Linked DNA regions of Homo sapiens: region 2 is linked to region 1. The links are chromatin loops, found by intact Hi-C in ENCODE. Cell type or tissue: endothelial cell of umbilical vein. All regions are shown on one strand. Links, peaks and the distances in the headings refer to the core of each region. The heading gives the core; the rest is flanking DNA.

The links. Peaks named below come from ENCODE experiments on the same cell type or tissue, not always from the same donor. Only the 100,000 strongest peaks of a DNase experiment are listed, where the experiment ranks them.
Region 2: it touches region 1 in a loop (3-fold over the local background); 1 of 110 quality-filtered maps calls a loop at or near these places.

Annotation. Positions count from the first base shown.
Region 1 is chr7:15,036,033-15,048,439 of GRCh38, forward strand. No RefSeq gene overlaps it. Among named protein-coding and RNA genes, the nearest start is that of DGKB, 140 kb to the left of the region's middle. In endothelial cell of umbilical vein, for the core only: no CTCF peak of the experiment used is centred there; DNase peaks (open chromatin) are centred at 6,489 and 6,869; H3K27ac peaks cover 1,381 bases.
Region 2 is chr7:15,125,493-15,137,899 of GRCh38, forward strand. It overlaps a transcript of AGMO not described here. Among named protein-coding and RNA genes, the nearest start is that of DGKB, 230 kb to the left of the region's middle. In endothelial cell of umbilical vein, for the core only: no CTCF peak of the experiment used is centred there; a DNase peak (open chromatin) is centred at 5,389; H3K27ac peaks cover 2,376 bases.

The DNA of each region.
Region 1 (12,407 bases), core at 3,634-8,633:
CAGTTCACAGGAGAACAGTTCACAGGAGAGCTTAGAGAGCAAAGCCTTTACCAAATTATCAGAATAAATCACAAGTTAATCTTCCTGTAAAAAAGAGTTAAGTAGAGTGGTCTGAGCCATTGATGATATACCTTCTCAGTTGCTGCCCTGTATACTCCGTAATAATGTAAACTGATCCCCTTTCCCGATTGGGATAGAAAATAACTCATTTACTATATCTGTGGCTATGTACCACATACCTAAGACACATTAATCTGCTCTAGCAATAAACTACATGAGCATGGGTGCAGGTCTACTTCTTGGAGGGGTTTGGTAGTCTAGTTATACTTGAAGATCTATCTAGCTTCTGCAGAAACCATACTTACTAATGTAATGGAAATATATAATAGAGACAACTGCCACGGTATTTTTAAAAATATTTCTGCTAATATCCTCATAGAGATAATGGCTGGAGTATAATTCAGATAATTCGACTTGTTTTTTGCTACTATGATAGCCCTTAATCTACAGGCTAAGAAACCAATATAGTGGTTACTCCAGCTGTGGTATGTGTCTGTAGCAATTCTACATTCCAGAATTTTGGAAATGGCCCCTAGTTGGGTCTATAGACACAGTGGATCTACCATAAACTCAACCTCAACCAGACTCTACATATTACCTAAGCCCTTCATCCCCCAACTAGAATAACATTTCAGATTGCTAAATATGTATGTTAACTCGTTGTTCCCCCATGTGGAGTTACCCTAGTAAATTCCATAGGTCTCACTGGAAAAAATCTGGGTGTTTTATAAGATTTAATGACAATTTTGATGGTGGAACACAACACGATGACACCACAGATGCCATTGATGAAACTGTAGATGAAACTATAAATAAAACTGCAGGTGAAGGCGAACTCTTTGTTGCTTACAGCTTCATACAAAGCAAGGCTGCAGGAAGAGCCACACAGGGGGTTGCACCAGTGACATTGTAACAGCAAGCTCGGGCTCTACAGGGCAGCTTACCTACAGCAAGTGTGGTAGGGTTAGTTAGGTTTTCTGGGCTCTCTCTAGATTGGCTAATTTGAATGATTTTGCAGGCTCTGGATCATAGGTGTTGTCCCTAATTGTCTGTCATCTGGCTCTGGGACAATTAGGGACTGAATAGTGGCCCAGAGTTTAAGAGCCTAGTAAGGACAGTGGTTGGCATATGAACTTAAATCAGCTTCTCAAGAAGGGATACTGACCAGAGCTTCAAAAGTGGGTCAAGAAAGCTTTTTTTAAAACATGAAAACAAAAACCCAGAACAACAAAGCAAACACACACATTCACACACACACACACACACACACACACACACACAAACACTAACGGGAATCATTACAGTACATACTACTCACAGTTTTAGAGGGTCCTTCTTCCTGGGGAACCATTCATCTCCTCAGTCAACAGGTTGTAAGTCTGAAAAGTGGTTTGAGTCCAGGAAAATTGACAAGGGATGGTTACATTTTAGCAGTACAGTGCTTTTGTGATTTATTCTTGCTTTACTTAGATTCTATATATTAAGCAATACCTTGTTAATAGCCCCTCTGTCTTGCCCCCAGGGGCACCATATTAACTTAATTGTCTCCATAACTTTCTGAATGTCAGATACCCTAGGCTGCACTCCAACCTTGTAAATAATTATAAAATTGTGACACCTCTGCTTCCCCTCACACCCAGCTTTATTTATTAAGCACCACAACAGGATCTCTATCGTTTCACAAACTCATCATCCTCATCATTATTAAATGAGTCACACTCTGTGACAGCCTTTTTTGTAGCCCTGGAAGTGCAAAGGAGAGGCATCACTGAATTTCTTAGTAATATTAGTGTCCTTTTTACCGTTGCATTGTTGGTGGTCTTGGTGAATTGTGTGTCTGTCTTTTTCAGAAATGTCATCTTTTGGTGGAGCATCTGGCTTTACATAGAATATATCCACTCTTCTCGCTCACCTTCCTGAGCCTTTTAATCCATTTCTCCATTTCTGCCAAGGCATCTGACATTTCAGCTTGGTTCAACAAAACCATCATTTTCTTCAGGCTTTTAGTACCACTCTAGGAGGAAATTTGCTGGGGCGCTTGCTATGATATTAAATTGCGTATCCCAAGGAGGTCCAAATTCAATAAATCCTCCTTTATCTAATCTTTTTATATATCCTCTTTATCAAACTTTCTCAAAATCTAGTTTCACTGATACTCCTCCAGCTCCTGCCACTACTTGCCAGCTAATTATAGCTCTTCTGACAGAGTCCCCTACCTCTGTAGGGGTATGTAGCAGGCTCTCGGCTAAGATATGCTGCTACTTACTTCTAGCCACTGGCTTTGAAGACAGGACAGATAGTGAGGGCAGATCCCTCACCATCTAACAAGGTTAGCCCTGTTACTTTGCTTGAGAGAGGCTTCTGCAGTGTCTTCCCACACAGGGAAATCACAACTCTTAGTGGGGAAGGATGGGCCACCTATACAGTCTCTGATGATTCCGAGACATCTGGGAAGTTGATAGCTTTGGGTTCATTTACCCAGATCCCATGTGTGAGAGACCTAGGTTTTCTCAATCACAGCCATAGCTTTGGCATAATAGACCTGCTTTAGCTGAATATTCAAATGTCATTCAAGCTTGGCCATTCTATTAAATTCTGAGTTTGTCTTTAGCTTTTTATTTTCTGTCCCTGCAGAATATTAGGGGTCCTGGCTTTTACACTTAGTTTTCAAGTATTCACAGTTTTTAGCTTTTCAGTATCTTTCTGCAGGTTAGCAATGAAATTTAATAACAAATTCCATTTTTTACCTTGTATGCATTGTTTTCTCTGCATTTTTAATAACCTGAGTCATTGCACCAGTGACATGGCGAAATGTTAGCAGTTGGACTGCAAGCTTGAGCTGGGGACTATCCATAACTCACAGTTCACTCGATATGTGGTTCTCATTCCCAGTTAGGCACTAAGTGATCCAATTCAAAAACCTCAGTTCTAGTATCATTGCATCCTCCTGGAAACAGATACTGACTGAAATTAGGACTACAAAAGTTATATTGGGCAAACACACCTGGGAAAGGGAATAAGAAGAAGCAGGAGTGGGCAAGGACAGCCATCAAACCATGAACGAGTTAAAGCTGTAGGGCTACCTATAGTGCTTGCAGCTGGGTAATGAGTCTAATGCTTGAAGGAAGAAAGATCTTAGTGGTGAATCTCTATATCTGCCATAAATAGCTAACTAACCAACTAAAGAATGAATGAATTAACGAATGAATATTTCAGCAGCAATGATTTTACTAGCAAAGGAACATGTCCTGGGTAATTCCATGACATACCAATGACCAAAGATAAAATTAGATTTATCCTATAGGTCATGACATTACGACTTCGTGCAATGAAGAGAAGCAGATCTCCTGATGTTAATTAGAGAAGCATGGGTTATATGGCAAATTAGAAGCCATTTTCAGAGTGATCCTTAAGAACAGGCACACCATTGGTCTTGTTGTATATACATTATTTATATGTAATTCAATATCATAAGTGCTGTTTTTCAATGTTACAGTTCATTGAAAGTACCACATTTTGCACAATTGCCACTGTTTTTGTGGGGAGCACTTTTTGTGTTATATATATATAAACCAGACTTACAACTCCTCATGGAGACACAGGACACAGCAATTGGGGAAATGAGTAAGAAAGTTAATAAACTCATCTACAGAGGATGCACCAGGAGCATGAAAGGCCAAACAATTTTAAAGAGCCATTTACAGGCCAGGTGCGGCGGCTCATGCCTGTAATCCCAGCACTTTGGGAGGCTGAGGCAGGCAGATCACTTGAGGTCAGGAGTTCAAGACCAACCTGGCCAACATGGTGAAACCCCTTCTCTAATAAAAATACAAAAATTAGCCAGGTGCGGTGGCACACGTGTAGTCCCAGCTACTCAGGAGGCTGAATCACTTGAACACAGGAGAATCACTTGAACCTGGGAGGCGGAGGTTGCAGTGAGCTGAGATCACACCACTGCACTCCAGCCTGGGCGACAGAGCAGGAATACGTCTCAAAACAAACAAACAAATAAAAAACAGATGTTTACAGCGAGCAGACAAGGGACAGTTTAAAATAATATACTTGTGGTTGGTGGGGAAGAAGTGAGGAATATCATTAAGACTGCATAAAACGCAGCTTTAGAGAGTAACTCCAGAAACAGAGAGTGTCACAGACTGAGAGCTTACCATGTAGAAAAAAAAAGTCATTTGAGAATATCATTGTCTATTTAGAGAAAGGGAGTTATAAATTGAAATCCAGTGTTATGTTTGCTAAGACAGGTCACCTGGGAAGGAGGAAGATCATGCAATTAACAAAAGCAGAGACAAGTGTGTTTTCTGCACGTTTTTCCGTTTATTTTCCCAAGTTGGTGGATTTGAGGCAAAATCAACGGGAAGACTGGGATATAATGTTTCTAATCAGACAATCAGAGTGCTCTTTTTATAATCAGCCACAGAGAAGTATGAGCATCTCTGTTTCTCTATGGGCGGATTTTAGGGTAATATCAGAGAAGGCAAAATAATTTGAACAGAAATTTGGAGCTAGATATTTCATAGAATGCTCACATTAGCATATATGTTCAGCCTGATATTGCAAACATTTGAAACCTATTTTCAGCTCCAATGTTGTTAGTATCGTGCTCTACAAGCAATTTTCTTATTACAGTTTGGCTTTTCTCAGAAACTATTTACAGACATAAAGAAGGCATAAAGTTGTTTAGTCCCTGAATAACAGCCTTCATAGTTATCAATGTAAGCCAATAAATTAGTATTTTTGTTATAGTCACTGACGTCTGTAAACTTAGCTAATTGATTCTACCTGTGAGAGACATCCTGCCATTTGATGTGCTCAATGTCAGATTTCTTAATCTATCTGGATCAAAGCCAGTGTATGAAACACACTGATTTCTCCAAGATAAATTCCTATTTGTAGGGTCTGAGGAGCATGCCATCCTAGATTCCTTACTCCTTACATTGTGAGACATCTTTGAAATTTTCACATAACTATTAATATAAATAATTACTAGAACTTTCTAGGACATAAATTCTTTAAGTTCAGAGGACTTGACTTTATTCACTGACATATCCCAAATACTGAGAACAGTGCCATGCATAGAGTAAGCATTCAATAAATTTGTAAATGCTCACTCTCATTAAATGAAATTGTTGCTATATATAATTTTAGCATACATAGAGACAAACATATTACTATAGATAATTTAGGACTATGGGTTTATTTTCTTTGTACCCTTGAATGAGTCCCGGGGATCCCAAACGATAAAGCAAAACACCACTCTCTACTCTGGAATTTATTATGATATGCAACGTAGATTGGCAGCTCTTAAAATAACAGTTAACATTCCAACTTGGTGAGTTTACTATAAACTGTTTATTTTATTCACTTATATTTTCATCCATATTACATTTTATCGAGGATGGTGAAATATTTCCATGTTAGATGCATTATTTCCTCTTTGGAGGAATTTTCCAGGTGTTGAGGGCTTTCATGGGTGAGATCGTAATTTTCAGTATAATGGAAAAGTTAATACAATCAATTCTTACCTTATGAGTGAGTACAGAAAAAGGTTTAGCTCTTATGAAAGCTGAAACAACTGGCTTAAAATTTTCTAATTCTCTTGTGGTTATAAAATGCTTCCGAATTCTAGCATGTGATATACTTTCAAGTATTCCACTATAACAACTTTACTAATACAAAAAAAAAAGTTTACATTAGTCACATTGTAAATGGTTTCTTAGACTTCTTTAAGCTTGTCATTTTTCTAAATATTTAAAGAAGACTGAACCACCTTTCAAAGTGAAGTACTCTCAAATAAGTAAATGAGAGTAAAAAAAATTAGTGGAGGGGGCTAAAATTTGAGTGTGGTTGAGAATCGTCACAGTGATTGTTTCTTGTTGTTCAGCATGATTCTCCCCTGTGCACCTTCTGACAAAAAGCCCTGACCCTGGGTACAGTAGTGATCACAGAATCCAGGGATAGCCAACAATAATGCCCAAGCCTGTGACCCAGCAGGGTCAATCAATGCCCTTCCCTGGAATTTGCCTCTGGGGGTCGGGGAAGGAAAGAGGAGTATATTTCTGTTCTAGATGTTAATCTTTGTAAACAAGGAACTTGGAACAGCCATTATTACAAGCCACAAAGTAGATGAATGTCAATGATGGGGAGCAATACAGAAAATGAAATGGAACTACGTGACAGAGAAGATCAAGAGGAGAGCAGATTGCAAGGGATCTACTTTGCAAGGGCACTTTGTTGTCATCTGGGGTGTCTGGGAGGCCTTCCACTAGGAAGGGAAATTCAGGTCTTCACTCTTGATCTCACCCTTCCTGCTGCAGTTTCCTTCACTTTGCCTAGTCAACTGCTACTCATTCACAGGTCAGCTAATCATCCTTTCTCCCTGGAAAGTTTCTTTGTCCTCTATAGTTAGATGAAATCTCTTTATTACACTGTTAGGATATGTTTTCATACCACCACATGCTTTTCTTTTGGAACACTTTCTCAGAATTGCAAGTTAATTTGTGCAATAATTTGCTGCTTTTTGTTTGTTTGTTTGTTTTTTTGGTCCTTGGACTATAGTATTGTTGAGGGCCAGGGCGCATGTCTGAAGTTACTCCCCAGTATTATCACAGTTACCTGGCACATTGTACATGATAAATATGTTTCCTGAATGAATAAAGAATAAAATATAAATGTGAAACTAATCTGGTTGTGAAGTAAAAGACCAAGTATTTTCTAAGCAGAGGAAATAGTGTACATGTAAAGACTCCAAACACATTAGAGTCTTATCTCAATGAAGAAGCTGTTTAAAAGAAAACCACAGTGAGTGGAAGAGAGATAATGAAAAGGGTGGAAACACTGGGCAAACTTTGAAGAGTTTTAAGCAGAAAAATGACATAATTTATTTGTCCCATTATTAGGATCTCTCTGACTACTGTATGGAAAATGATTGGAATTGTGTTGGGTGGATGTAAGTAGAACAGATAGGAGGCTGTATATGGATCCAGCAAGAAAATAACTGGAGTTAAAGTGGGATAGTGACAATGGAGATAGAGAACCAAGAATATTAAAGGGTGTTTGAATGAGAACATATAACATTTATATTTAACAAGTAGGGCAGTCCAATATTTTTATTATAACTGGCTAGTGCTCTCTTTTAGCAAACAATGTCAATTTTCCATTTACGTGAAAACTACTCGATACATGCTTCTAAGCTTAGGTTATTTAGTGCCAAGAAAACAGAAATGAGGAGTAGTAGCAATAAATGAGTGGAAAGTCAATTATTTGCTATTTAAATTCTTCAGGTATTCAATTTTATGGAGGTTATGCAACCAGCTAAGAAAGCAGCCGATTCATAAAAATGCATAAATGCACTTCATAATGTTCAGGATATGCTCACTTATATTTGGCTGTATTCATAGTAAATTCCAAAGCTTAAATCAATAGGTACACAAATTAGACATACTATACTGAAAGTTTTGTTTTATAAAATATGAGATGCTTAATTCTATTAGCCATGAAAAAATGTTTAGTGTGAAGCTCATGTTAATAAAAGCTCCCAATAACCAGGGAAAGTCATTAATGTTTTTAAAGAATATAGACAGTTTCACTCTATCTTTTGTTATTCTATTGACCATTAGTCAACAGTTGAGAATCAGGAATTTTATCATGATTCTAAAATTAATTTGTGCAGCAGTCATATTTTTAGATAACAACTGTATAATAATGAAATACATAGGTCAAGATGGATGATGGAATACTTGGAATTTTCTATGATCTTTTTGAGAAAACCTATTGAAATGTCAAAAATAAATCCTAATAAAACATCTGTGTTAGTGTTAACAGCAGTGAACCCACACAGGTTTGCAGCAACTTAATTCTTGCCTCCTCAAAGGAAATAAGTTGTCTGAGGGGCATAAGGCAGAGTGAGAGACCGAAGCAAGTTTTTGAGCAGAACTGAACGTTTATGAAAAAGTTTTAGAGCAAGAATGAAATGAAGTAAAGCACAGTTGGAAGAGAGCCAATCGGGCAACTTGAGAGATCCAAGTGTGCTGTTCAGCCCTTTAGTTGGGGTTTTATATATTGGCGTGGTTCCAGAGATTTGTGTCTCTCCTCCCGGCATGGTTCTGGAGATTTGTGTCTCTCCTCCCTGGATGTTTCCTTGGGTGAGCTGTTCGCATGTGCAGTGGTCTGCCAGCACTTGGGAGGGGCTTTAAGTACACTAATTTTTGACTGTTAGCATCTGCCTGTATCCCTGAAATAAACCCAACTTGGTTTTGATGTATTATGCCTTTTTTATGTTTTGGATTTTGTTGGCAAGGATCTTAATATCTATGTTCATGAGAAGATCCACCTGCAACTTTTCTTTCTTTCACAGCCTTTGTCAGTTTTGATATCAATATTATGCTGGCCTCATAAAATATGTTTGAGTACTCTTTTTTTTTTCTATCACATGGAATATCTTGTGTAAATTTGGTACTTCTTGACTTACCAATGAAGTCCTCTAGTCTGCTGTTTTCTTTGTAGAGAGGCAGGCATCTGTTTGTTTAATATAACAACTTTATTGAGGCATAACTCACACACCATACAATTCACACATTTAAAGTACTCAATTCAATGTTTTCAGTATCCTTCTAGAGTGATATAATTATCACTACAGTCAATTTCAGAACATATTCATCATTCTACAAAGAAACCCCATATCCATTAGCGGTCACTCCCCATTTATCCTCAACTCCTCCAAACTTAAACAACCATGAATCTACTTTCCAAATGTGTGGACTTCCCTATTCTAGACATTTCGTCTAATTTAAATCATACAAATTATGATCTTTTGTGACTGGAATCTTATCATTTTAATGTCTTCAAGGTTTATCTATGTCATGGCATGTATCACTAATTATTTTCTCTTTATTACCCAATAATATCACATTGTATGGATATACCAAATTGTATTTAACTATTAATATATATATCAGCTGGTAGATAGCTGGATTGTTTCAATTTTTTGGTTAATATGAATAATGCTGCTATTAACAATCATGTATAAGTTCTTGTTTGCATATATTTTCCCCTTGCTTTTGGGTATATACCTAGGAGTAAAACTGCTTGGTTTTATGCTAACTAAGCATACCCTTTTGAGTAACTGTCAAAGTGTTTTCCAAAGTGGCTGCACTGTCTGACATCCTCACAGCAATTTATGAGTGTTCTGACTTCTCCACATCCTCTCCAAAACTTAGTACTTTTTCTTCTTGATTATAGTCACCCGAGAGTGTGTGAATTGATATCTCCTTGTGATTCTGATTGGCATTGGTGTGATTAATCAAATGTTGAACATGTCCTTATTGGCTCTTTTTGGAGTAATGTCTATTCAAACCCTTTGTTCATTTTTAAACTTGGTTATTTGTCTTTTTCTTGTTTCTTTATTCATTCTGGATACAAATCCCCTATCAAATATATGATTTTCAAATATTTATGATAAATGGATCCATGATTCAAGAAGAGGAAGTAGACATGCATGTTAATGTACCTAAGAACAGAGTTTCAAAATATATTCAGCAAAAATGGACAGAACATATATGTGGTGCAGGACCCAGATATAAGACCCAAAAAACTATTCATATGTGCCGTCATAACATTTTGGTAAAATAAAGACTTGCATGGCTTAACTGCAAGTTCCCCTTTCTATAAGTTTCCTAGTCTAGGGGACCAGGCAGAATTCCTGCTTATCTCTGAATAGGGGATTTCATTTCCCTGCCAGCCCACGGAATTATTCAAACAGGTCAATCACATCCTTTAGTGGAAACAAGGGGTCATCTCACCTTCTTGATACTACAAAGCCTGCCTCCCACAGACCCTGCCTGTTCACTCCATTCCCAAGTGTAAACCCTGTGTGGCAAGCAGGTCCTCCTCCCACAGGCTGTGAGTATACGTGACTAACAAAGTGCTGTAGATCGCATCTGTCCAGTGTCAGGTGGCATGTGTTTGGCCATCTGCTTAACCCTAGGGTGAAATCCATCCCGCACCAATGGGAAGAATTTGAGGCAATTAAAACAATTGGCATAATGAACAGGATGGCCCAACCATAACCTAGGACACCTGGTCAGCTTTAATTAACTGTTCTTTGCTAACTAACTTGTTCTGTGATACGGTGAAGCCTTTAGAGACAGAATCGCCAATTACTGGTCGGTTTATGCTTTTGTCTGTGCAGTTTGTTACCTTTTTTGAGTTTTTCCATCAATTCCCACCCTAAAACACTCTTCTCCCTAAGACCAGAATTGTTATTAATTGACTATACCTTAACATAGCCTAATGTCAGACTGAGCACATGTTTGGCAAGTCAGAAAGGCAGTGATAACACAGGGCCTTGACTAACCTGTGCTTGAGTCCCACTAAACAGAGGACAGACTGGAGCTCTTTGCTCACTGCATCTGTCCTGGTGATGGTCAGTGGCAGTTTGGGACAGCCATATCAATTGGCATTACAAACAGAATGGCCCAACAGAATGGGATGGTGGATAGGTGGGGATAGGACCAGTAATGGACCTTTGTGAGGCTTGTGTGAATGAAGGTGACCACCACTCCAGAGAGAATTAAGTGTGGCACTTCATTGCCTAATGTGAGCCATTGATGTTCAGGCAAGGGTAGTGGCTTTGCTCATCTTCGGTGCTTCTGCTTCTTTTGCTGTTGTCCTGTGTTGTTCCCTGACCTCCCAGGGTAATGAGGTGCCCAACCATGGAAACCTGTGGCGCAGACACTGATGAGAAAAGGGGAAGGAGAATGCACAACCCCTAGCCAGTGTGTCTAGGCTTTGCTTAGTAGTGCTGCTTACCAGCAGACCAAAGGAATAATCTTGCAGTCACAAGCTCGATGGCTGCCACCCCCAGCAAGACAAAATGAAATTATGACTGTGAAGCTCTTACCTGGGAAGATTGACTGGCACTCCCTGGAGAAGGAGGGAGGCACTCATGAGGGCAACTGTTGGGCTCCTGGGTTTTTCCCTGTAACCACCCACAATGCACTTTGCACCCTGAATAATCAGACAGAAATAGAAACTAAAAGTCATGATTTATGTGATTAGAAATTCAAAATACTCTGAAGGAATGTGTACAGAGAGAAAAGAGAGGAAGAAAAGGAAGCCTGCACTGCAGAAAAGGCGAGGCCATAGCAGAAGATGGTTACAGTGCATCAATATCTGGTTTATGAGCCCAGCACTCTAACTGTGCCACTCTGCTGCCTTTGTCTCTCTTGCAACAAACATCCTGATTCTCTGGGTATTAGGGAAAACACCCCAGACACCACTGAGGCACAATAAGAGTTCATTTTAGTTTGACTTAAGCTCGAGGTCCTTCATCCCTATAAAGCAACTACTGCCACCAAAGAAGTCTCTAACCACAATGATACTGATTTGAGGCTCTCTGGAGGAATACATTTATCAGTATGAGTGGAGTAGAAAGGAACCCTGCACCCCACACACACTCGTGTAAATACAGTGACAAACATGGACAACAAAAAGAGAAAGGAAGGAATGAAAGACGAGGGGAAAGGAGGAAGAAACCTCGATAAAGAAGGAGAAAACAAAAAAACTAGAAAAAATAGGTGCACACATTGACCCAACTGGAAATCCAAACTTTACTAAAATAATTTGTACAACAAAAATATAAAAGGGAGTTGATTAGCTTTTGCACCTCTACAACATAGGTTCCAAATTAACTTTACCATCTACTAAAATGCACTAATAGCATTTTGCACAAACCTTCACAGCTTTAATTAATACTAGGATTCAAATTATAGTTATAATTGAAGATTCCACTAAAGTTAAACATGACAACTCCTATAATTTTAAGAAAAAACGCTGAATATAAAATAGAGAATAAATAGGTATGCCACGATGTCCTAACTGCAAATTCTCCTCTGACCCCTCCTCCCAAAGATAAGGTCCACAGCCAAGCCACCCTTCTTTTCAGAGGAACTAGGCACAGTTCCTGTTTAGGCTTGGGTTCTCTCTTTCTCTCTCAGAGACTGCACATAAATTATGTATACAATTCCATGACTTGGACATATGCACACACCTGTGAAACTGTCACCAAAATTAAGGAAATAGACATATACATCACCTCCAAATGTTTCTTTTTGCCTTTTTTTAAAACAAGAACACTTGACATGAAATCTACTCTCTTAATAAATTAAGTGTGCAATAAAGTATTGTTAGACATAGGCACGATGTTGTACAACAGATCTCTAGAACTTACTCATCTAGCATAACAGAAACTTTTATTTATTGGCTAACTCCCCATTTCCTCCTACCCACTGTCCTTGGCATTCACCATTTGATGCTTCTGAGTTTGACTATTG
Region 2 (12,407 bases), core at 3,335-8,334, 89 kb after region 1:
AAGTATGCCTCTGCCTCATCTACAGAATGCTTTAGCTATTATTACTCTCTTCCTGTGGCAATCCTCTCTATTTTTTTAAACACTCTTGCAATAGTGTTTATGCTTACCAGGTGTCTTCTGTTTCTCTTCCAGACAATACGTATATATGACCATCAGCTTAGAAAAAAGAGGCCTTAAGTAAACTAGCCAATCGATTGGTCCTTAAAGAATCAAGAAAGAAGATTCAACAATAGTTACATAAAAATTAGAAGGTGTTCTATCTCAAAAGGAGCAGATCCTAGAACAAGCAAAAATTAAATAGACATGGGTATGAATCCTAGCTCTGTCATCTATATGAGTTTAGACAAATTATTTAGTCTCTGTGAATCTCAATTTTCTTATGTAATAGAGAAATATCTCCTACATTTAAAAATCATTGTAAGCGTTAAAGAAAATATCTGTAAGTCACCAAATACAGCACCTGGTACTTAACAGGTACTTAATAGTATATTAATTAGTAATGAATGCTATTCAAATGCTAGGATTGCTTGTAACTAGCTTCAGGCATTTGGTGAAGTACCACAGTCTACTCCAAAATGAGCTAGGAGCTAGGCACACAGAAGCCTCCTTCAGATGAGACACACATAGCATAATAGAAACTACACTCAGTTTGAAATGAGAAGACTTGGGTTCTGATTTAGACATTACCACCTACTAGCTGTATATTTTCATAAAAAATACTTAAACTCTTTAAGTCTGTTTTTTATATAAAGCCAATGCTAACATTATCTTAGTAACATTTTAAATATAAATGAGGTGTTTGTATAATGGAGCCTACACTGTGAAGTTAAAAAATATGCAAGAAATGTAATCACATCCAAATTTATATGAATCATAGAGCATGATTATTGGCTAAAAACTATTAAGTTATTGTAGTTGCCCCTTACTGTGCTCTATTACTGCCTGTAATCATGGGAAATAAAGAATGTGTACTCCTGATAGTTACCTATGAAATAAAGTTCAAGTGATCAAATCCAAAAGTGAAAAATAAACTTGCGGACTAAGCTCTGATTTTTTTATAATCTTGCCCCAATTCCTGTCTAAGGGTCTGGGGAGTCATGCCCTACAAACCATAAATTCTCATCAGAAAGGTTTTATTTAACCGTGGATATTGTGACTTACTTTTCAATCTGACTCTGGCATACCAAGGAAGAAAATCAAAATATTTTACCCCAAAGCACGTTTCTCTGACATATCTTGAAATAACCCTGCAAAGCTGTCCCTTGTGGGAAAAATCCACATTCTATAGAGAATCCTCTTTCCCCTTGTTTTCCTTCCTTCCTTTTCAGATCCAAGGAATAATCAACTAAGAGCCAGGCACCCTTTTAGGTCTGATAAGAAACATTTTACAACCTGCTGTCTCTGAAGTCTGCTATCTGAGAGCTTCCTCTGCACAACAACACTTGGCCTCCACAATCCTTTATCTTAACCCAAACATTTCCTTTCTATTGATCCCAGGTCTTCAGATAAACTCAGCTAATTGTCAACCAGAAAATGTGTAAATTTACTTACAGCCTGGAAGCCCCCTCACCAGCTTTGAGTTGTCCCATCTTTCTGAACCAAACCAATGTATTTCTTAGATGTATTTGATTGATGTCTCATGCCTCCCTAAAATATATTAAACCAAGCCGTACCCTGACCACCTCGGGCACATGTTCTCAGGACCTCCTGAGGGCTGTGTCACAGGCCATGGTCACTCATATTTGGCTCAGAATTAATCTCTAAAATATTTTACAGAGTTTGACTCTTTTCATCAACAAACACATATAAATAAATGATTTTAAGACTCATTGTTGCCAAGGTATTCTTTTTATAATATGGCACCATTGTTGCCTTTTGTGTTGAAATAACAAAAATTTTCTCAACCTTAGAACTTAACGAGTAATACGTAAATAAATCTTCAGAAAAAAATTATCTAGTATATGTTGACAGTTCTCCAAGATCTTTTGACATTGAGAGCAAGCTTATTAAATTCACTCTAATAGAAGATACCAAGGGAAATACGTTCCAAATTAATGACTGTCTCCTTTCAAAGATCAGGTAATAATACTTCACTTAGCTAGTCTAGATAAAGAAGTCTAAATCATCCCATAACAAAATTCATAGATTAAAATTGAGGGATTACTGTAGAATTATTGCTAAGAATAGCTTTTCTAAAATTATCTGCAACTGGATTTTATATTTCTATTTAAGCAATATTCTTAAGTCAATATTTTAATGAAATCACATGTTCATTGTTCTATAAAGGCTTTTAAATATTTTATTCTGTGGTTGTAAATTTAACTTCTAATTATTTTTTGAGTTTTGGAAATGTAGTAAAAATAGCTTTTTTTAGAATCCATCTGATTTCATGTTTATTTCCCATATCTTCAGGAATTTACGGTGTTTTCTTCACCCCTTTCTCCATTAGTGACATGTTTGTTCCCTCCCTCCTTCAATTCCTGCCATCCATATTCATATAATTTCCCTAGTTCTGAGCCATTGCTTGTAGTTTGGATATACAACCACAAGGTTCATATTGAATTTTGTGTTTATTTCCTCCTCTCTGTTTAGAGCATCAGTCCTGCCTTTCTTGCCCTGAACCCTGCCAGTGCCACCCAAGTTTGCCTCTTGTTACTAGTGCTTCCTACTCTGGCAGACACCTTCAGAGGAGAAAACAGGTGGCACCAATCCAAACGAGTGTGATAATAGACGTGCTTGGTTTCCCAGGTAGACAAAGAAGCAGCAGCTGTGGTTATATCTCCATACAGCTGGAGAGAAGAAAGAAAGAAAAGGAAGAGATGAATTTAATGAAATTGAACAAACTCTTCAATTTCCCAAAGTCACCAGTACAATAGAAGATATGCTGGGTGAATTACTTTTCTAAAACAAATTTTAATTTATTTTTTTATTAGTAGTCACTTATCAGTGCCTATAAAACTGTTGTTTATATGCTTGCTATGGACTTTGTGATAATTCATTTGAATGCGTAATTTGTCTTAGTTCTTTACATAAAGCTTAGCTCTCTAATTGAAGACAAGATTATTTCTTATTGTTTATAAATAATTTTGGAATCAGTGATACTCAACTAAAATATATATAAAGTAAAAGTATATAAGTATATATATCTGTATGTGTATGTGCATATGTAGAAAAAAGAAAGTTACCCATTACATCTAATCTATGCCCCAGAAATAATCATTTGAAACAGTTTAAAATGTACCTTAAAACCAAGTGTAATCTAAAATCTTATGAATATGCTTTAAGAACATTAGCATGTAGTAGAAATAGACAATCAGCACTTAAATTAGCATGAGGAAAGCCTGTTTATTAAGAGCTTGCTGTAGCTAGGGAGTCAGCCAATGTCACTTTGCTATAGCTAGGGAGTCAGCCAATGTCGCTCACATTTGGCAGATACTCAAAGGCAGTCAGGGTTGTCAAGAGCTTTATAGTGAAAAAAGGAAAGGCTTCAGGTTTCTCCTAATTGGAGGCTGTTTGAATGCGGGTGGTGGTGGGCTTACTAGAAGTGGGGCATCCTATGTGATTAGTTGGGAAGCATGTTTGGCTTTCACTGGTTGATCCTGAGTTGTGGGCAGGTAAGAGAGGGGGAAAGGACAGGTGAGCTGAAGTCTTGGACCAAGTCAATCATCAAAGTATGATTGCTACATAAGTGTGGTTTGACTTCTGAAATTAGTTGCTGCAGAAGTTGTTGCTCGGTTTCCAGGGCTGGTTGCTACAGGGTTGTAGGTTAGTGTTCTCTTTTACTTATAGTGCCTGGCCATTGTTCAGTTGTATATCCAGCTTCTCAGTTAACACATAAATCCATTTTATTTCTACCATGTAGTTTACCAAATTATTTCAGAGAACATGTATAGGAAATCAGAAATGAATAAAATATAGGAAGATAATTCTATGTGTTTCACATCACATTTAAAGAATCTTTTTTGTGTGAAAAATAAGGAAAGGCAACTCATTCTGACCAATTTAGTATTTCCCATTGTTGTGACTTATAATCACAGAAAAATAATCAGTGTTAGAAAGGTAAAGTCCATATTACTAAAGAGTCACTTAAAAATATATTCTTTAAAGACAACAGCTCTCCTAGGAATACAAACAAAGTATTAGTGGCCCACCACCTGGGGCCAGGATGAAGTATTTTCCCTTAGGGGTAGAGAATTTCATATCCATCCAATTGCATTATGGGTGGTTTTGCCCTGCTTTGGAAGCATCTGGTGGAGACTGCTTCCCAAACAGGATATTGAACAAGAGTTCTGTTCTGGTATGACAATAACCACAGGCAGATCCTGCAAATATTCATTTAGTGATAGGGCCTGCTTAACTCAATACAGCCTTGTTGTCACTTGTCAGGTAAATCAAAGGCACATAGTGTGTATTAAATGCCTGATATTATCTAAGTGTATCAGCCATGCTCGAGTAATCCCAAGGGTTTAATTTAAAGAGAGAATTAGAAAGCCTGTATTGTATAAGAGTTGGGGGTCTAGGACATATGTTCCAGAAATAGGAAATTGCAAAGTGCTACATGCGATTCCTCCCCCTTTGCAATTTTAATATCTTAGTTTATTGGGCATATGAATCAAACTAGAAATATAGTTTTATTTTATTATAGTTAGCATAAAATATATTTAAAATTGCTCTCTGTCCACCCAGCTTTGTTTAGAGTAATGATTTTCAAATTATTATGATAATTATATTTCAGAACTCTTAATATTTATTTTCCTTTTTTTCTTTCATGTTTCAAAGTGTCATGTCTTTTAATCTCTCACTTACCCCACCTTTTTTTTTCTGACAATAGTCAAATTCTATTTTTATTATTTTTGTTATTGTTTTGCTTTTTTCTCTCCTAGAACTAAAAATAATTTTCCAGAACAAGACATTTTCTTGAATGTTAATAGCGTATTTTCAACATCTTTCTCCACTCCTCACTCTCCACTCAGGCCCCCTAAAAATGATAAGCCCTGGAAATTGTTTAAAACATTGTTCTATTACGATATTTCACAAAAAGGTTCTCTAATTGCTATAAAATGTGGCAAAGAATACTACAGCACAAGAAGTGGACAAGGAAAGGAACGATTGAAAATAGGGGAACAGATTAGGATATTAATAGTTAAATTATGTTAGCTATATAATTGTTAGAATTAATACACTTTGCTATTGGTTTTATAGTGAAGAATATTTTGTGTTTGTTAAAATATTGCTTAAAGGAATACAGAAGTGAGAAAATACAGTGTTGAAATGATGACATCACTTTAATCTCAGTGATATGTCTGGCATTTATGTGTGTGCTATGTATATATACAAAGATATTTATCAGGAGTGAGTAATACATGAGCAATGCTTTTCATTTTTTTCTTGAGCATTCCATCTGCTCTATTGTTTGAAATAATTAACTTCCTTTAACATAGAACCTTGGCTTATGAAAAAGAATTTTAAAAGATCAGAATAATTTATTAAGCTTCAAAAACTTTTGAGCTTCTAATTGCCAATAGCTATATCATTCTGTTTCAAATTTTTGCTTGTATTTCTGTGTGTGTGTGTGTGTGCATGAAACCACTTATGTAAAACAGGAGGCAACTTTGGAAACATATATCAGAAGGAGGCGTTCTTTTCATAGCCTCATAGGAGTCTCGGTTTAAACAATGATTTCATCAACATACAGAATCTTGTTGATCTGTAGAACAGTTTTCATCATTGACGAATAAAGCAGTATTTTAGGAAGGGCATAAAGTTGCTGAATTATTTGCAAAGTGGAGTTAGAGCTCCATAACTTAAAATATAACAGGATGTAATGCTAGTCATCCCTTGGACTCCAGAACTGGTTTAAATTATATTAACTCCTGGGCAGCACAGCTCCAACTTACAAACCTCAGTGCTTTTTCTCCCTCTCCTTATCTCCATTCCAATAAGGCATAAACAAATGAGTTGACTCTTGTTAGTGACAGGGAAATAATGGCGTGGACACCCCAAAGATAAGTTGAAATCATTTCTGCCTAGACTATGGCACAAGTTGTGGATGAAGATTACATAAATTGTTTGACTACTTAGCAGAATTTGTTTTTATCCTGCATTTTTCAGTGTTCCACAAATAGTACATGATATATTCAAAACAGGGCAGTTGGAGGCTAGTTCATTAAAGGGGCAATTTATAAATGTAGGGATAAGATGTAGAGAAAGACCTAGTAACAGAAAAGCTGTTATCACACTTAGGCTTAAAAAGCCAAAGAAATTAACACACACACACACACACACACACACACACACAAACAAGGTAGGAGTAATTCCTGGCACACATGGAAGCCAAAAGGAGACAGCTGGGTAGAGCAAGCTGCCATGAGAACAACTGCAATCCTGAGTTGAGGAAATGCAACCAGCCCAAGGCAACCCCACAGAGAAGGATCTAGAGTGATAAAAATTCTGAATCCACTCTCCTGTCTGCCTCCAAGCTCCTGCTGGACTCACAATTGTCCAAATCTTATCAGAAAGCGGGGAATTAGAACACTTGTAGCTGCATGCATACAGGCCAGCCTTCTGAGGCAGAGAGGAGTGGAGATGGGTGCATAAGGGATTTGAAGAGCCACACAGAAGATACCATGCAGCACTGGAATTATTACCTGGAGGACATCAAATGAAAATTACAAGAAGACAACTCTGGTGTTCGCTGATATTAGAGGAGTATAAAAAGTGTTGACTTTATTTAGGCATTCATGAATTCATTCAACAACTTATTGTTAGCATTTAAATGAAATACTTCAATATTTCAGGCACTACTCTCAGAGTTGGGATTCAGTTTTTATGAAGCTGATGGTGTGGGAAGACAAATACTAATCAAATGATATCAGCTAATAGTGCTATAAGGACAACAGAAAAATCTGATGTGACTTAGGGTTGCAAGTTTCCTTTTAGGTACAATTGTCAGTGAAGGTGTCTCTGAGGGGATGACACTAACTCCTGGGCAGCACAGCTCCAACTTACAAACCTCAGTGCTTTTTCTCCCTCTCCTTATCTCCATTCCAATAAGGCATAAACAAATGAGTTGACTCTTGTTAGTGACAGGGAAATAATGGCCTGGAAGGTGATACAAGCAAAGTGGATTTAACAACATGGAGGCAACTTGTGACATCAATTTAAAAATCTTGGGAAAGTGATCGTGGCTGAAGATCAACTGGGGTGAGCTGAAAATAGAATGTGAATCAAGGCAGTGAAGACTGTACTCAGATTTTAAGGAGGGAAAATTAAACCATAGATAAATGACAAAGACAATGTGAAGTCAAGGAAGGTTTTTCCCTTATTTGTTTTCATTTTACAACAGGGAGTTATTACAGCTTATTTGTCTGTTAAGAATGATCTGATTCAGGGACATGTGAAGAATTCAGGAGAAAAAGCTCACAATTACAAGTGCTAAGTCTTCAGAAAGGCAAGAGGGATGCAAGAGGGGAGCACGGTTATAATGGTCAACCTTTGACAGAACCATTTCACTATGAAAACAACTGAGAAGGGCAAGAATATGAGTCTAGATATGGTAAGCAATTACATTTACTGGGAAATTGAGCATTTCTTGTAACTTACTCCATTTTATCTATAAAGCTGTGTCAAATTAGCTATTTAGCTTTTTGAGAAGGTTTGAGGAGGGAAGAATAAATGTGACATAATCCTGTATGAGAGTGGGAAAGAGTATGCTAGGAAATGATTGACAAGCAGTGCAATAACCTATTTAGGAATTGCAGGCATAACTTCAGGACAGTAACTGTTCCTTTTGTGTAAGTGTCTGTAGCAATATCCAGCTACTCAGGTAAAGACAAAATGAAAGTGGACAATTGTTTTCAACAACTGAACAGGTGGAGACAATAAAGGAAGATGGCAAAAGTGCTGAAATGGTTTCAGTTGAGTAGTTATTGTACGGATCATGGACTCTAAGGAAGTAGGGAGGGAAGACAACAGGGAAGAGATAGAATGGAGAGAGAATACCATTAGCTGGAGGCTAAAATCATCAGTGAAAAAGGGATAAGGACCAAGAGGCAAGTCAGTGGCATCAATAAAAATAGGTAAGTAATAAATTCAAAGATATATGAGTCAAAGGAGCTAGGATTTTTTTTTGAAGTATAAAAGTGGACTTAAACAATTGAAGCTACGCAGAGGATGGTGATATATAGGAAAAGTGACATCATCAAGCCTATAATCCCAAAAACTAAATTAGTAACTGTTTTGCCTTTGTTACACCAGAATCCAACATTACCACAACCCAGGTGAGAGTTGGAGGTGAGAACGTCCAGCAGTGACACAAGTCAGCTGTTCTGCCAGCCAAGTGTTCACTCACACAGCTCACCAACACTTCAAATGCCGTGGATCTGAAACTGAACACCTCATCTTTGCCTCCAAACTGGCTTCTTTTCCCAAATATACTGTTTCTGACAATTGTTCCAGTTCTTAAGCACATAAACTTTTGCACACCTTTCTGTTATGGTCCCTATATCATAAATACCATCGAGAGTTTGAGAACACAATTTCTTAACTTTCATTTTAGGTTCGGAGGTACGTGTGCAGGTTTGTTACATGGGTAGACTGCATGTCACAGGGGTTTGATGTACAGATTATTTTTTCACCCAGATAATAAGTGTAGTACCTAATAGGTATTTTATTTTCTTTTTTCTTTTCTGAGACAGGTCTGGCTCTCTCACCCAGGCTGGAGTACAGTGGCATGATTTTGGCTCACTGCAACCTCCACCTACTGAGCTCAAGTGATCCTCCCACTTTAGCCTCCTGAGTAGCTGGGACCACAGGTGTGCACCATGCACCACCATGCCTGGCTAATTTTTGTAATTTTTTTTTGTAGAAATGGGTTTTCACCATGTTGTCCAGGCTGGTCTCAAACTCCTGAGCGTATGCAATACGTCACAATAGATTGTTTTCAACCCTCACTCTCCTCCCACCCTCCACCCTCAAGTAGGCCCTGGTGTTGGTTGTTCCCTTCCTTTTGCCCATGTGCACCCAAAGTTTAGCTCCCACTTAAAAGGCAGAACATGTGGAATTTGGTTTTCTCTTCCTTAATTAGTTGGCTTAGGATATTGACTGCCAGCTCCATCCATGTTGCTCCAAAGTACATGATCTCTTTCTTTTTTATGGCTATGTAGTATCCCATGGTTATATGTACCACATTTTCTTTATCTGGTCTACCTTTGATGGGCATTTACGTTGACTCCACGCCTTTGCTGTTGTGAACAGTGGAGTTGGGGTTTTTGAGGAAGGAAGGGGAAGAAAGCAGTTTGATAGTGAAATTGGGGAACATAAAAGATTTTCTGTAAAACACTTCACATACACGTAACTGAGAGCTAATGGCAATTTAACTAGGGAATTAAATCTAATAAAGTCAACAGTGGAAACTTTTAGTTTACACACGAATGACGTTCACATATTTTCAGTGAATATATCACTCCATGGTAACTCTCCTTATTTCAAGATTACAGATATTAAAAAAACTAAATTACTATCCATCTGATTCCAGGAATAAATTATTTGTAGATAAGTAAATTTTAAATTAGATATATAATATATATAACACATATAATATATAATTTCAAGTATATGCATATAAGTGGAGAACAATAACATAGCTAATCAAAATTTATTTATATGAGTTTGTGTGTGTGTGTGTGTGTGTGTGTGTGTCTGCGTGTGTGTGGCATATACGTGTGCCTATAGTTTTTTCTACCAATCTGATAGCTAAGAGAATTTTTAGCATGATAACAAAGACTCATTCTGAAAATGGAACCCGGGAAGCTATCGAAGCTGATCAGAATCTTTGAACTGCCTCTCTGTTCAAGGTATCCACCACCCTCTAAATGTGGAGAACATCACCTCTCAAATTAGCATCCAGTGACTTCTCTTCATGACTGTAACATCTGCCATGATAAATGAAACAGCCATATATTTTGACTTTATGAGTTTGTCTTCAATGTTTGGAAACAGGCTAGCTTAGAAAATGAATGAAAAGGGTTGTTTTAAATCAAAAACTGCATATTTAAATCACATAATACTGCTGTAAAATCTGTAGTTTTATAAATATTCATTAATATAGTAGTATATCAAATAATAAAAACTTAGGATAAGAAGGAATTATATCTGATACCAAAGTCCTATTCCTCAGAGGACTCTTAAATGTTTCTGTTTTAATTTCTTCTGGTATTCATCTTCATATTTCAAGATAATCTGCTTATTCCTCTATTTCTTAATATGTCAACTTTAGACAATATTCCAACTTTAAACAAATGCATTAATATTCCCATAGGAAAGATGAGGACTTTTTTTTTCCTTTTACTTTCCCTTCTTCCAGCTGTCTTTCTTCAAATACTTGCTACTTATTATTTTAAATGTTCATTTTTAAATTTTGTATTTTTTAGTCATGTAATGAAACAACTATGTTTTTCTCAACATTTAATATTATATTTTTTCTTTTCTTTTTTTTTTTTTTTTGGTTTTTTGTTTTTTGAGACGGAGTTTTGCTCTTGTTGCCCAGGCTGGAGTGCAATGGTGTGATCTCAGTTTACTGCAACCTCTGCCTCCTGGGTTCAAGCGATTCTCCTGCCTCAGCCTCCCTAGTAGCTGGGATTACAGGCATGTGCCACCACGCCAGGCTAAATTAGTATTTTTAGTAGAGACAGGGTTTCTCCATGTTGGTCAGGCTGGTTTTGAACTCCTGACCTCAGGTGATCTGCTTGCCTCGGCCTCCCAAAGTGCTGGGATTACAGGCATGAGCCACCGCGCCTGGCCTAGTATCATATCTTGATGTGTCACATTGTAAAAAAGGGCTACAAGCTCCCTTACCCTTTCTTGCACCTTTCCTCCCTGCTTTTTATCTCCTAATTACTGTCAGCTGCACTATTCCATTTATATAATCAAGGTATTTACACCCACATTCCTTTCTGCAGTTGAGTCATCATTGCTTTAGCATTGGTTGACTCTAACATCTGTATTTTTTTTTTAAAAGGAGCATTTACATTATTACTAAGATTCCATTCTTCACTAATAGTGTGTTGGTATTATGCTCCTTCTCCATTGGGTCCAAAATCTCAGTCTCTGGAGCACTTGAAAATTGAAGTTTTCTGCATGAAGGAAAAATAACGTGTTTTCTTACAGTTCATAAATTGTTTTATGCCACATTTTTTTTTGCTGTATACGGCAGCAATTAATTCCTAATAGGACCGCCTTTATTGTTGTGTGATGTGTATGTGTGTGTGTGTGTGCACGCGTGCGTATTTAAGAGTCTCTTGGTTTTATTTTCTTCCACTACCTATCTCTTGTCAAGTTTTCCCCCTCCAGAATCCTCCTGTGGGATGGTTTACCTTCTAGATGTGCTATACAGGTGTTCCACAGAGGTTTCCCTACACTGAAATTCTAGCCTAAAGACTGTTCTCTAGGTTCCATGACTTCTTCTCCCTTAGTTTAATTCTTTGGCTTGCCAAATCCTATTTTCATAAGATGCCAATAAGATATTCCAGAGATGTAAGATTCTCTGGTTTTGCATGTCTGAGAATGATTTATTTGTTTACATTCCGCAGTTGGTTGTGAATTTTCTGGTTATAGAAGCCTAGGTTCAAAATTATTTTATCTTAGAATTTGAAAGCCTTCTTCTACAGCCTTCAAGTATTCATGGTTTCTGATATTTCTTACACATTTGTCGGTAACTTGTATCTCTAGAAAGCTTTGCATATTCTTTTCATCAATGCAGTTCAGAAACTTCTGAATGATGTCTACTGGAACGATTACTTTTTTATACGTTTTCCTCAGAAACTCCTGGATACTTTTTATCTGATAATGTATTTTCTTCAGTCATGAAGATTTCTCTTTGATTTTTATTTGTTATTTTTCCCTGTCCATAATTCTTTGATTTCTGTTATTCAAATTGTTAACAGTTTAGTGTTGTACTTTCAGTACTGTAGAGAATTTTGAAGAATAAATTGTTCCTCAGGGATTTGGGGAAAGTTTTAGGGGAAGGAGGGCTTGATAGGAATCCTGAAACAGATGGCAAAGGTTGTGATGCAGTGCTGGTCGAGGTGGACATGTACAATCAAGTGCAGACCAGCATACAAACCAAAGATGGAAGATAATGGATGGGTTGATTTTTTTCATGAAAGAGTTTTATAGCAGAAGATTAGTAGGAATGATGATTCACAAGAACTATTATGATCATGTTGAGGAGGTCCTTGAGTTCAAGCCCCAGAACAAATGTCACCATAGGTAAGGGAATGTCAGTGAATGTTTTTAAGCTAGGGAGTGAAATGACTAAAAGTACATTTAAAAGAGCAGAATCATAGGTTAAGGAGGAGAGAGAGGGTGGAGATGAGGAAACAGGCAATGAAACAATGTAGAAGGCTTTA